3 separate regions of the Homo sapiens genome follow, and regions 2 and 3 are each linked to region 1. The links are chromatin loops, found by intact Hi-C in ENCODE. Cell type or tissue: right lobe of liver. All regions are shown on one strand. Links, peaks and the distances in the headings refer to the core of each region. The heading gives the core; the rest is flanking DNA.

Evidence for each region. A loop is a pair of places that touch in the nucleus more often than their neighbours do. Peaks named below come from ENCODE experiments on the same cell type or tissue, not always from the same donor. Only the 100,000 strongest peaks of a DNase experiment are listed, where the experiment ranks them.
Region 2: a loop joins it to region 1, with 5 times the contacts of the local background. A loop is called at or near these places in 75 of 110 quality-filtered maps.
Region 3: a loop joins it to region 1, with 6 times the contacts of the local background. A loop is called at or near these places in 6 of 110 quality-filtered maps.

Annotation. Positions count from the first base shown.
Region 1 is chr22:43,386,097-43,390,601 of GRCh38, reverse strand. LOC105373053 (a long non-coding RNA gene) reads left to right here. Exons shown (of 4, transcript XR_938288.3): 3 at 2,383-2,515. Among named protein-coding and RNA genes, the nearest start is that of LINC01639, 12 kb to the left of the region's middle. RefSeq lists enhancers at 1,383-1,961, 1,962-2,540. In right lobe of liver, for the core only: CTCF peaks have their summits at 1,890 and 2,104 (motif pointing left); DNase peaks (open chromatin) are centred at 1,220 and 2,091; H3K4me3 peaks cover 835 bases; H3K27ac peaks cover 1,325 bases.
Region 2 is chr22:43,229,116-43,233,620 of GRCh38, reverse strand. It overlaps SCUBE1 (signal peptide, CUB domain and EGF like domain containing 1), which reads left to right. Exons shown (of 22, transcript NM_173050.5): 8 at 1,746-1,868; 9 at 4,433-4,505. Among named protein-coding and RNA genes, the nearest start is that of SCUBE1-AS2, 19 kb to the right of the region's middle. RefSeq lists a silencer at 2,084-2,378. In right lobe of liver, for the core only: a CTCF peak has its summit at 2,205 (motif pointing left); a DNase peak (open chromatin) is centred at 2,190; H3K27ac peaks cover 759 bases.
Region 3 is chr22:43,474,103-43,478,607 of GRCh38, reverse strand. MPPED1 (metallophosphoesterase domain containing 1) reads right to left here. Exons shown (of 7, transcript NM_001044370.2): 4 at 3,647-3,872. Among named protein-coding and RNA genes, the nearest start is that of EFCAB6-AS1, 40 kb to the left of the region's middle. In right lobe of liver, for the core only: a CTCF peak has its summit at 2,045 (motif pointing right); a DNase peak (open chromatin) is centred at 2,067; H3K4me3 peaks cover 155 bases; H3K27ac peaks cover 817 bases.

The DNA.
Region 1 (4,505 bases), core at 777-3,276:
CTCTGTCTCAAAAAAAAAAAAAAAAAAAAAAAGACCCTAGAGCAAAGGACCTGAAGACACGGTGCAGCCTCCTGCCCCACAGAGACCAGGAGATCATAAATGTGTTTTGCTGTAAGCCTCCAAGTATTGTGCTAATTTATTTTGCACCAATGGACAATGAATCCACCAGGCAAACAAATAGCAATGACAGGAAGAAGAATTAGTAGTGGTAGTATAGAGATATGTTTGTGTATTGAACACCTACTATGTGCCGGGCACTGTGTTAAGTACTGCACAGGCTTTGTCTTGTTCCTTCCTCACATGAACCATATCCATGCTATGGTCACCTTTTACAGAGGAAGAAACTGAGGCTCAGAAAGGTCAAAATGACTGAGAGGCTCCAGAGCAAGGCCCAGAGCCTGGCTCTGAGCTAAGAGCTGGTGGGAGAGGCGGGAGGTGGCCCAGGAGCACCCACCCCAGTTTCTGTTTTCCAGATCCACTTTCCTCCATATCATTCTCCTCTTTGGGTGCAGACACCCTTCATCTTGTCACACAGTGATCACATGGACACAAATGCACCTGCAATATCTTTAGGCAGACAAACTTCCCAGAAAATAACAACAATTTTACCTGCACTTTTAAGAAGCATTTAATTCCTTCAATTGTCTGGTGGTCCATTTGCAGGGGAAACTGAACTACCTGATCATTTCTCACTTCACCTGCCATACGGGAAAGAGATTCAATTAGAAAAATCTATTGCTAATTTGAAAGCTCTGATTCTATAATTTCCTACAGGGAAGACATGTAAATTGCGTGTTATTTAACACCCTTTCATGGCAGGTGAGTTCCGCGGGGGGCCATTATAATCCACTCTCCCCTCTTCTTACAGATTCCTGACAAGGGGGAAGAGGGAGGAGGGAGAAGGAGGAGGAGGGAGAACAGGAGAGCATTTTGAAGGCTGACTCCAAGTGGCTTTAGGAACCCATAAGTTTGAAGGGCTTAAATTAAGCAGGGTCAGCTGATTGGTGCCTGCCGGCTCCCTGGGAACACAGGCCAGATTCCCTCCTCCAACCCTACAACTCCTCCTGCCTTCCCCTAACCATCTGGAAAATCACCATGGCAGGCGGAGGGGTCAGGATGCCCTGATCCACACTCTAGCCTCTGTCACCAGCTGTGTGGCACGTAGCTGTCCCTTAATCTCTCTGGCCCTGGTCTCCATCTGTGCAATGGGGAAAACTAACACCCCCAGCCTGAGCTGCTGGGAGGACCAAAGTCCATTTCAAGTGTAAAACACAAAAGGGGACTTTGCAAACTACAAAGCACTGTCCCCTGGTGAAGGGCGCTAGCACTGGGACCCGGACCCTAAAGAACCCACTCAGTGTCTCCCACCCTAAAAACTCCCTAGAAGGTTTTTCTCTAGAAGGACCCGAATCTTTCTGGCTAAGGGGTTTTCAAGATGAAACTATTTCTTCCCACACAATTATAGCAAACAGGCTCTTTGCAGCACCCCTACACACACACAGACACACACACACACCCCTGGGTAGATTCTCTGGAAGAATGTTTCAGAAGCCAAGGGGCCTCTGGGGGCCTCTGGGGTGGGGAGGTGGGGAGGGAGGGAGCAAAGAGACCTAGTTTTTACCGAATGCTTTTTGTACGGCTTAGATTTCTTTCCACCTTCCTTCCTATCAGGTGCACCCAATTACCCCTCAAAAGCATTCTTTTATACTTTTATACATTTATTCAGTTTTAACAAATGAAACATGTGACCCATGGCTCCTCCCTCCTTCCCCCACCCTGGATCCCTGGCTTCCTGGCCTCCCCTGCCTCATGCCAACATTCTGGCTCCCACGTTCCAGCACCTGCCCCAGCCAGACCCGGGGCCGGGCTCCAACCAGGGGCTGTCACTTCCACCTGGGCCCCCCTTGAAGCTGTCGACCTGGAGCTGGCTCTAGAGGGAAGAACAAAAGTGCGCTGCTCCTTTCAGGGAGCTGTGAGCAGACACACCCCCAAACACGAATGCACTGGGATGGGGCGACCTTGACAACACCCAGAGCCCTCCCGCCTAGCCGCCCTCCTTGCAGGCCCCACTGGCCGGCGGGCGCCACCTGCTGGACGCAAGCGAGAAGTGCACGCTGGTGCCCACTCATCTCCTTGGTCCTTCCAGACTGAGACGGGCACAGCGGTCTGCAGCCCTGGGCAATGTGTCCCGGGCTCCCGCCGGGGGCGCGACATCCTCCTCCCCACAAGTTTCTCCCAACAGCTGTTTCAGGTGTTTTTCCCAGACATGACGTTTTTACATGTTGGAGGTGTGTCAGACTAAAAATCTCCATTCACTCCCCAAATGTGCAGCGGGGCAGCCCAGTGACATGGTGACCAACAAGATGTTCATGGTCCCTGCAGGCTCTGAGGACCGGCGGCTGAGATTAAACAACTTATTACACAAAGAACCATTTAATTGCAAGCACAATCACGCTTAGTGGAGAAGGAGAGAACGGAGCACGGTTTAAGATGATCTCCTCACCAGTTCTGCAAGGTAGGATTCATTGCTATATTACAGAGGAGGCTCAGAGAGGTGCAGTGACTCCCCTAATATCACACAGCAAGAGAAGGTGGGGCTCAGATAGGGACCCGGGTCGTCCAGGCCCCAGGAGGCTGGGAAGGTGCAGGGTCCCCAATAGACCCACTGCCAGTTTGCAGAAATAGCCTCCAACCCCCTCCCTCACAAGGGTCCAGGGAGCAGCTCTTTCCCCAAAGGCTGGTTTCAGCAGGTTGCAACCACTGCTAGGGGTTATAGGGGTTACACCAGGCCCCCTGCAAGAGCTGCAGACTCTCTTGTCTAAAACGACAAGCAGACAGAACGGAGTCCTCAGACACTGTCCCCGAGAGACCACCTTCCTCTGCCTCTGCTCACCTCCCTTTTCAGCAAACTAGCCCACCATCCTTCATAACAGAAGAGGGGCCTGCAGTAAAACATAGCATGCCTGGGCCCCCTACAAATTGCCATCTCCTCCCTGGCCTCAGTTTCCCTGCCTGTCTATATAATGAGAGGTCAGACCGGCTGGTCTAAAGGTCAAGGTTGATCGAAGCACTCTAACTCTCCCCACCCACCTCCCTTCATCAGCCAGTGCAGAGACACACACGCCCCTCCATGGTGCTGGATGTCCTCAGTTTTCCCAAAATGACCTGGCTTTGAAAGACCAAGGCCAAAATGGTTTGGCGGTGACTGTGGAGGCCAGCAGGACTCCCTGGCCACACGGTGACTCAAAGAGGCAGCCGGCAGGACAGCCCTGTCTCCCCTTGGGACAGTGATGCAATCCATGGGCAGCTGGGAGGGCTCCGCGGGCCAGACTGCTGGGCAGGCCCCCTCGCTTTCTGAGTTTCGGGCCCTCACTGTAACCTGCAGACCCTCCTTGAGCTGGAATCCAAAGCCCTCCTATGTGTGAGTCCTGCACTTCTCTAAAAGTGGTGGAAAAGACAGGCCAGGTTCGAGTCCAGCTCCCAACCCACCACTGCTGTTTTCAAAGCCTTGTGCCCTTGGGCAGGTCACCTCACTCACCCACTGCTGTCCTGTCTCATTCCCATGTGGATGTCGGTGACACCTGCCTCCCAGGTGGTGGCAGGTAAGACGAGATGATCCCGTCAGCAGAGGGCAGAGTGCCTCGGGGGAATTGGTGCTCACAGAGTTAGCCCTGATGGAGATGGCTGCCCAGGCTGGACCTTGTCAGCCTCCCCAGATGATGGATGAATAATGGATGGGCAGGCCGGGCGCAGTGGCTCACTCCTGTAATCCCAGCACTTTGGGAGGCTGAGGCGGGTGGATCACCTGAGGTCAGGAGTTCGAGACCAGCCTGACCAACATGCTGAAACCCTGTATCTACTAAATACAAAAAATTAGCTGGGTGTGGTGGTGTGTGACTGTAATCCCAGCTACTTGGGAGGCTGAGGCAGGAGAATCGCTTGAACCTGGGAGGCGGAGGTTACAGTGAGCTGAGATAGCACCATTGAACTCCAGCCTGGGCAACAAAAGCGAAACTCTGAAAAGAAAGAAAGAAGGAAAGAAAGAAAGAGAGAGAGAGGAAAGAAAGAAAGAGAGAGAGAGGAAAGAAAGAAAGAGAGAGAAAAGAAAGGAAGAAAGAAAGAAAGAAGAAAGAAAGAGGGAGGGAGGGAGGAAGGAAGGAAAAGGAAGAAAGAAGAAAGAAAGAAAACAAAGAAAGAAAGGAAAGAGAGAGAGAAAAGAAAGAGAAAGAAAGAAAGAAAGAAAAGAAGAAGAAAGAAAGAGGGAGGGAGGGAGGGAGGGAGGGAGGAAGGAAGGAAGGAAGGAAAAGAAAGAAGAAAGAAAAGGAAGGAAAAGAAAGAAAGAAGAAAGAAAGAAAAGAAAGAAAGAGAGAGAAAGAAAGAAAGAGTAAGAAAGAGAAAGAAAGACTGGATGGGCAAATTTGGACCGTGCACACACCAACCACCTTGCACAATGCTTGGTACTCTCACATCCGTGACTTCACTTAGCCCCCATAAAACCCCTGCTT
Region 2 (4,505 bases), core at 1,021-3,520, 160 kb after region 1:
TGTACAGAGCGGTGCCAGTGACACTGGACAGGGCCCTTCAGGTACCTGGCTCAGCAACCATGCCCAGGACGGGCTCTGCAGATGCTGGAATCTGCGTCTGGCAGGTCTGCTGAGACGTGGCTGGTGACCAACAAGAGCTGATCTTCCCATTGTCCTCCTTGGAAGGGCCTCTTCCGCTACCTCCTTTTTGCTTCTGCAAGTCAGGGTGAGACCACCGTCGTGAAAGGCAGCACTGATTATTATTATTATTTTGTTTGAGATGGAGTTTTACTCTTGTTGCCCAGGCTGGAATGCAATGGCACAATCTTGGCTCACCGCAACCTCCACCTCCTGGGTTCAAGCGATTCTCCTGCCTCAGCTTCCCGGGTAGCTGGGATTACAGGCATGCGCCACCACGCCCAGCTAATTTTGTATTTTTAGTAGAGATGGGGTTTCTCCGCGTTGGCCAGGCTGCTCTGGAACTCCCGACCTCAGGTGATCCGCCCGCCTCAGCCTTCTAAAGTGCTGGGATTACAGGCATGAGCCACCGTGCCCGGCCAGCACTGATTATTTTTTTAAGCCACCCTGCAGTGTAGAAATAAAACCTCTTATTTTTGTTACTCACTGCTGGAGAGAGTCTGGAGGGGGTGGCCAGCATGGGGGCCTGGAGGTCGGGACCCAGGAGGAATTTGGGAGTAGCTGAGACTGTGTCCCTTGGAGAAGAGGCCCCTTGGGGACAGGGACCTCTAATGGCACAGAATGCCAGGCTGGCCCAAGGCCTAAGGGCAAAGCCCAGATGGGCCCGACAAGGGAGCAGGAGCATGGGGGCTCACAGGGGTCAGGGCTGTGTTTAGGGTGAGGAAGACATCTGTGAGGCATCGGCCAGCAGGCCATGCTGGGAGGGAGAAAGTTTCCTGTCCCTGGAGGTGTGCAAGCAGAGGCTGACTGGCAGAGTTGCTCAGGATGGCATCATTTATTACACGGGATCGGGCCAGGCAACCTTCGGAGCATACTACAACTCATTCACTGTTAAGCAAAGAAGCAGCTCAAACAAACAGGCGGGGAGTCAGGCTGGGAAAGGGGGGAGCGTCAGGCCCGCTGCATAGCCCAGCTCCCCACTTACCTTTTGAAGCCTCTTGAACCAGGTGCTTTCCCTCTCTAAGCCTCAGTCTACTCCTCAAACAGAGGCAAAAACACCTACTTTTTGAAAAAAGTTTCTTGAGCGCTGACCAAGCACCGGCACCGTGGAAGTGTTTTTTCACCTAGTCCTCGTGATATCCTTCAAAATGGGTGCACTTCCTGTCCTCGCTCTGCAAGCAGGAGACCAAGGCTCAGGGGTCCGGGAGCTTGCCGAGGTCACCAGAAGTGGTGCCTGCCTGCTCCAGCCTCCCTGCTGGCCAGGCGGCCTCCCTGAACCTGCAGAAGAGAGGACATGGGAGAGTCGCTGTCCCTGCTTTCTTGCCGGGCACAGCAGCCATCAGTTCCTCTCTACTCAATGTCTCACATCCCAGGCTTGCCAAGTCTCAGGGGAAGTGGTGAAGCTTGGGGAGCTGGCCCTTCCCAGTACAACCCAGCCCCGACCCTGACCCCTGCGAGACAGGGCCCCCACCCCTCTGCACAGCTGGGGAGCCAGCAGCCAGCTTGGGAAGTGGGCACCAGGCAACTCAGGGCAGTGTCATCCCCTGCCGCTAGCCTGCCGTCCCCCCGCTGGTCACACAAGCTGATTCTCCTGGCTCTCACTCCTCCATCCCCCTTGGCTCCCACAGACATCAACGAGTGCCTGGTCAACAACGGAGGCTGCGACCACTTCTGCCGCAACACCGTGGGCAGCTTCGAGTGCGGCTGCCGGAAGGGCTACAAGCTGCTCACCGACGAGCGCACCTGCCAGGGTGAGCCCCTGCCATGCCCCGGGTGGCTCTCGGGCCCAGCGGGATCGTGCCCCTTCCCCTCCTGGGCTGACACGGGCTCCTAGGAGGGGAGGGGAATGCGGATGGGGCTGGGCCCGAGGGAATGGGGTCCTTTACGACTCTAGGGGACATCCAGTCCAATCTGTTCCTTTTATTGATGGGACACTGAGGCTCGAGAGGGCTTCAGCACATGTCCCAGGTGGCAGAGGGAGCCGGTGGCCCAGCTCATCAGTTCACCCAGCCCCTCCCTTCCCAGGTGGCCCACGGGCCTCCCAGCATCGAACTCCTCTGGCTTCGGAGGTGGGATGCTGCCATCTGTTGGAAAGCGTTGCACATTGCAGGCAGGCGCTCTCAAACAATCCTCACCTGCTGGGAACAAGGATAATGAGGAGGGGTCTGGGCAGAAGCCAAGAATCCCGGCCCAGGAAGAGTCTAGTGGGATCCAGGATGCAGCAGGAGCCCAGAGGCTGGCAGTGCAGAGCGGGGTCAGGGAAGGCTACGGGGAGGGTCCGTTGGTGAAATGCCTGAGGGGTGAGTAGCGATTTTCCAGGAGGAGCCAGGGAGGTAAACCCACCCAGGAGATGGCGCTGCCGGCCTGAGGAGGTTTAGGGGACCACAAGGAACTTGGTGGGGCCGGATGAGGCCATGAGGAAGGAGACAGGTACCCTGTGGGCCCCACACTGGGAGAAAGTGCAGGGGGTGGGGCACCCCATGTAGCAGGGCAGGGGCTGTCTTTCCCTGACGATTATCCAGCTGTGCTCTGGTGGTTTTTTGCCCACGGGGTACCAGCAGTTGCGGGCAGCATGTGGCCTTGTCTGGGTACCAGGCTGTGCTTCTGCCTGTCAGTGCAGCTCAGGGGCTGGCACGGGGCAGGGTGAGGCCCTGAGGAGCGAGGGCTGTTCTCCCACAAGGTCCCTGAGGAATGTAAAAGCAGGAGGCTGGCGAGAGTAGGGCCAGGGCCTGCCGTCCTCAGAATCATGTGTGCCCCAGGCCAGCCGCTGCCTTCCCCAGGCTCAGCCTCTTCGTCCCTGGACGGGCATCCTGGCCCTGTCTTCTCCTCAGGGCCTGAGGTCTAGACAGGAGCACAGTGTCTGTCCAGGCCCTATCAGGGTTCTTCTGACTTTGACTTTGTTTCTCTGTTGGCCTTGCCAAGTTCTTCTGCAGAGGGCTGAGGAGAGCCCTTGACCTTGCATCCCAGCTGCCCCCTGAAAGAGGCAGGCGGCTGTCGAGGAGGAGGTGAGATCGCTTGTGAGGCCCTGTCCTCACCCGCCCCACCCCCACCTGTATCTTTTCCACCCCCTTCCAGGCTCATCTTTCTGAGGCCTTGGGGCTCTGGGCTCCACAGGTCCAGCAGGGAAGCGTCCATGCTCCTTTGCTTGGCACTCAGGGGACCCCAGACACCACCCCAGTCCCCCTTGGGCTCCACACAAGTGGACCTGCCAGGGTGGCTCCTAGGAGGGGAGGGGAGTTCAGATGGGGCTGGGCCCAAGGGAACAGGTGCATCCCCTGGGCACCCCATGCTCTTACCTCCTAGCCACTGCCTGGAGCACCCTTCCTCCACATTCATTCGCTCATTCCAGGCTGGTCCCATCCTTCAGATTTTAGCCCAGGTGCCGCAAGTACCCGGAGGTCCCAGATCCTCCCTGGGAGGGAGCACACTCGCCTTTGAGCACCATGCACAATTTCTTCCTTGTGTTAGTGGTTTTATAAATACGCGTATATTACAAATATTTGTGAAATTACATGAGCTAATGTTTTCAAAGAATGAACTCTTAACTGCTATGCCCAAGGAGGGGCAGGTTGGCGTCTGTTTTGCCTTCAGGGGTCCCCATCAACTGTCCCATAACAGCCATTTTCCTCAGAATTTATGGCCAGGACAGACTTGTCTCCAGTCAACATGGTGGTTCATTTTTTCCTTTCCAGGAACAAACACCCCATGACCTTCCCTCTTTCCCTTTTTACCTTGGCTGCCAGGAAGCTCATCATCACATTTCACATTCTATCAGAGCTCCCTTTTTGACCTTTATGGGTGGCATATTTCCTCTTCTCTTTTTACCTGTGTGGTTTTCCTTATTTTCTCAAGAAACATCATGGGGTGATGGGGAAAGATGCTTTGGTCAGCATCCAAGAGGCCTAGGTTTATGTCCCAAGTCAGCTGCCTCCCCAGGGCCCTGGGGCCAGCTGCAGTCCGTTTCCTGCAGGCGTGGATTCAATGCCTCTCTACCACTCCTAATTGGAGCTGACTGTGAGATAGTAAAATGGCAGAGATTCATAATAATCCCTTCCATTCACAATGTTTCTGCCCTGCTCGTCTCCAGAAAAGACGTGAGGTGGCTCCCAACCCAGAAACAGAAGGCTAATGGAGACACAATGGAAAGTCGAGCAGCAAGGAGTCTCCCATTTCCTGTGGGTCGGTGCTGTGCTGCGCCTGCGCCCAGGGACTGTGTGTCCACAGATGTGCCTTGAGTGACTGAGAGTGACAGGCCGTGCCCACCCACCACTCCCTCAAACTCCTCCCCCAACTTTGTCTCCCTGTGGCCACGCAGACATCGACGAGTGCTCCTTCGAGCGGACCTGTGACCACATCTGCATCAACTCCCCGGGCAGCTTCCAGTGCCT
Region 3 (4,505 bases), core at 715-3,214, 88 kb before region 1:
TCCTGGCCTTTGCCCAGGCTGTTCCCTCTGCCTGCCACACCCTTTCAGCTGCACTTAGCTGCCTGTATCTCTTCAACCTCTGGCTTTCCCCATGGGAAGCCTCCCCTGACCCCAGCACCCAAGGCCCCTCCTTCATGGCTCTTATTGATGATGGAATTGGTTGTTGACTGTCTCCCACGAGAACGTAAACCCCATGAAGGCAGCAGCAGTGTCTGTCTGTCCACACCATGTCCCCAGGGTCTCCCTGGCACTCTGTACATCCTTGATGAATGAATTAACAAGTTTATTCCTGAGGGCATGAGGATATCAGCTCAATCCCCAGGCCTCAATCTCCTCAGGGGGCCAAAAAGGCCCATATGCACCCAAAGGCTGTTCTGAGAACGGAGGCCTGCCACACGGGATACGTTCAAAAAGGCCACTGAATGGCCTCCGCCCTGGAGCAGGAAGAGCTAGGACTGGCAGCCTGAAGGGCCACCCCGCGGGTGCCCTGGACAAGCCACATCCCTGCCTGAACCTCTACCTGCCCTTCTGTAAAATGGGGTAATTGCAGGCCTAGCCCTGCCTTGGGGTTTGTGGAATAAAACTAAATAGTTATCCTCTTCCTCGCTCCCCAAGGAGCACCCCAGTAATAATAAATGACCACAGCCACTCTCCAGGGCCTTCCTTTGAGCCAGGCCTTCACCTGGATGGGCCCAAGCAGACCTCACAACCCCCCAACAAGGCAGGCGGTGTCGTTTCCCCACTACACAGAAAGACCAGAGAGGCTGAGCCACCTGCCCAAAGTCACACAGCTGAAAAGTGGTGGTATCCCAATTTGAACAGCCTCCAGTACCCAAAGGCCCTTGTCTGGGACCTCACTGGCTGCAGGGAGGGTTCACCAAGACCCTGTACATCGTGAAGTCCAGGGAGATGACAGCAGGCACCTGCCGAGGCCAGGGAAGATGAGACAGCCCTGCACCTCCCCATCTTCCCCTCTGCTCCATGAGGAGGCCGTGGCAAGATGAGACCAGGTCCTAAATCTGCCCACAGCCTCCAGCCGCCAGGTGGCCACCATGTGGCACCAACCAGGGCAGCCCAGGGGTTTCCCAGACACTCTCTGCTGGGGCATGGTGGCAGGGACCCAGCCTCCCAGGGGAGGGTAGCGGCCAGAGTGGCTTGGCATCCATTCCGTGGCACCACAGCAGCAGACGCAGGCAATCTGCTCACCCCGGTTGGAAACTGAGTGAAACTTGCCCAACAAATGAGCCCAGGTCTCACCTCCACCACCTGCTCCCAGCCCCAGACAGGGCCTGAGAGGAACAGGAGGAGCACCAGCTCACAGCCTCCCTTGCGGGATGGAGAGAGGGGGCGTTCAGCCCTTGTGTTAAGGGCTGTCAAGTGACAGGCCCAAGAAGAGCCTGGCACAGGGCCTGACACATAACAGAGGTTCAGACATGTGGTCTCCCTCTGCCTCCTCTGCCTGTGGAAATCTCATGCCTCTTTTGGCCCCAGTTCAAATGCCCCCTCCAACAGGGAGCCCTCCTGGATCTCACCAAACCCCTTCTGGAGCAGGGTAGCAGGGCCCCTGAACCCACCTCCTGGGCTCGAGTTCCCTTCTCTGTCCTTCGGCTTCTCCCACTCCCTGGCATGGCACAGGCTGTGTGTGTGCACCTGGCTGGTAGGGGGGTCAAGGGGAAAGCTTGCTGGGTCCTCCTTCTAGACGGCCCTCCTGGTTTTTGGCCTATCAGACTTCTCCAGATCTGAGCTCTAGTGGCCGGTGAGGCAGACTCAGCCACCTCCCCTCCTCTCCTTGTCCTTGGTACTGACCTCATCACATCCTCAAGTGCCCAGAGGTCCTTGTCTGGGACCTCACTGGCTGCAGGGAGGGTTCACCAAGACCCTGTACATCGTGAAGTCCAGGGAGATGACAGCAGGCACCTGCCGAGGCCAGGGAAGATGAGACAGCCCTGCACCTCCCCACCTTCCCCTCTGCTCCATGAGGAGGCTATGGCAAGATGAAACCAGGTCCTAAATCTGCCTGCCGCCTCCAGCCACTAGGTGGTCACCATGAGGCACCAACCAGGGCCACAGGGGTTTCCCAGATGCTCTGTGCTGGCAGTAGCTCTCTCTGAAGTCCTTCCACCCAGGCAAGCCCTTTGTGCCTCTAAAGGGCTCCTTAGCCTCGCTGACTGTGCTGCTTCCTGATAGTGCAGCCTCAGGCCACGTTACTCCTCCCTGCCTGTGAATACCCTTCTCTTCCCTCAAGGCTCAGGTTACCCCACCTCCTCCAGGGAGCCTTCCAGGATCAAGCCACACTTTTAAGCATATGTGATCTTGCCCTTCCATGTATGAAGCCCACCTCACCCTGCCAGCACTGGGCACCCTGTGGCCGCTCATTCTGTCCACCTATAGAATAGGGATAATAAATCAGTCCTCACAGGGCTGAGTAAGGATTAGAGATAAGGTTTATAGAGCCTTTAGCCTAGGGCCCAGATTACTGTAATTGCTCAGAAATTATTTCCTGCCATCACCATCATCATCATCACCACCACCCCCACCATGATCATCACCATCATTATCACCATCACTACCCTCACCATTATGATCACACCACCACCACCACCATCATCATCACCACCATCACTACCACCACCACCGTAATCATCCTCATTACCATCATCACATCATCACCATACCACCATCACCATCTTCACCATCATCACCATCAGCATAACCACCATCATCACCATCATCAGCAGCATCGCCATCATCATCACCATCATTATCACCATCACTACCCTCAATATCATCATCACACCACCACCATCACCATACTATCATCACCCTCACCCTCACCCTCATCATCATCATCACCACCACCACCACCACCACAACCATCATCATCACCATCACCACCATCATCACCACCACCATCATCACCATCACCACATCACCATCACCACATCACCACCACAACCATCATCATGACGATCATCACCACCATCATCACCATCACCACCATCATCACCACCATCACCACCACCACCACCACCACAACCATCATCATCACCACCATCACCATCACATCACCACCACCACCACCACCACAACCATCATCATGATGATCATCACCACCATCATCACCATCACCATCATCACCAATATCATCATTATTACGATCATCATCTCCCCCAGCCCCTGACATATGCATCTTTTTTTGTATGGAGCAGGAAGACAGCATTAGAGAAAGATTCCTAGCATTATAGAATATTCATTAAAGGCAGGGGTTCTGGAACCAAATTGCTTGGGTTTAATCCCAGCTCTGCCCCTTCCTAGCTGTGTGACCTTTGGCAAGGTCCTCACCCACTGTGGGCCTCAGTTTCCTCACCTGTAAAATGGAGATAATAGTACCTGCCTGTAAGTGAGCTAGTACAGCATAGCATAACACAGGTTACAGCTGATAATACTATTTTCAGTGAGATGTGGGAAAACAGGCCCAGAGAGCAGCGGTGACCTGCCTAGGTCACACAGAGGGTAAGGGGTCAAGATTCAGTCCTGAGCCTCGCATCCGGAGCTCCCTGCTGCTACTCCCATCCCCTACACCCCCTGCGCTCAGCCTCAGCTCTGGTCTCACCAGCAGGCAGGACCAGCACCCAGGCCCACTCACCATGGGGAGCCATAGATCCGGAAGCCCCGCACGGTGACCTCCGAGTCCTGAAGGTAGATGCAGTTGGTCAGCAGCGACTGCACATTCTCATAGTTCTCCGGCTTCAGCTTCGACACAGATGGGAAGTAGTAAAAGTCCTGCTTGATGAGGTCGGCCATGAACTCCTGGTCAAAGGTCAGCTCGTGGTTGCCTGCGATCACGATCTTGTACTCGTAGGGCAGGCTGCCTGCAGGGGTGGACACAGACAGACACACAGCACACAGCCGTCAGCTTGTCCAGAAGCCACAGCACGGCTGAGAGAGGGGCGGGCAGGAGGAAGCTGCATGAACTCCTGGTCAAAGGTCAGCTCGTGGTTGCCCGCGATCACGATCTTGTACTCATAGGGCAGGCTGCCTGCAGGGGTGGACACAGACAGACACACAGCACACAGCTGTCAGCTTGTCCAGAAGCCACAGCATGGCTGAGAGAGGGGCGGGCAGGAGGAAGCTGCTGGAATCGCTGACAGGGGTACCTGCTGCCAGGCCCCCAACAGGTGTCTTCATCAGATCAAAGGAGGCAGCAGCCTGATCACTGTCCCCACAGTCCTGCCTGTCCAGGCCTCCACTGGCCATCGGCCCCCTGAGATCATCGGGAAGAGGCTGGACAGGTTCCTCCCAGGCTGCTGAGCTGCAGAGTGCCTGGCCTCATCCTGGGACTTCTCTGCCTCAGTTTCTTCTGTCTGGACTAGTTTTCTACTGGAAGAAGACCCCCACGCTGCATCCCCAGCCCTAGCTGTCACTGGCCTCACGGTCCCAGGCCCCCACCCCCTGGGTATCTTGGACTCTTTATCCTCCACTTTCCAAAAGGAATTGCAAGGTCT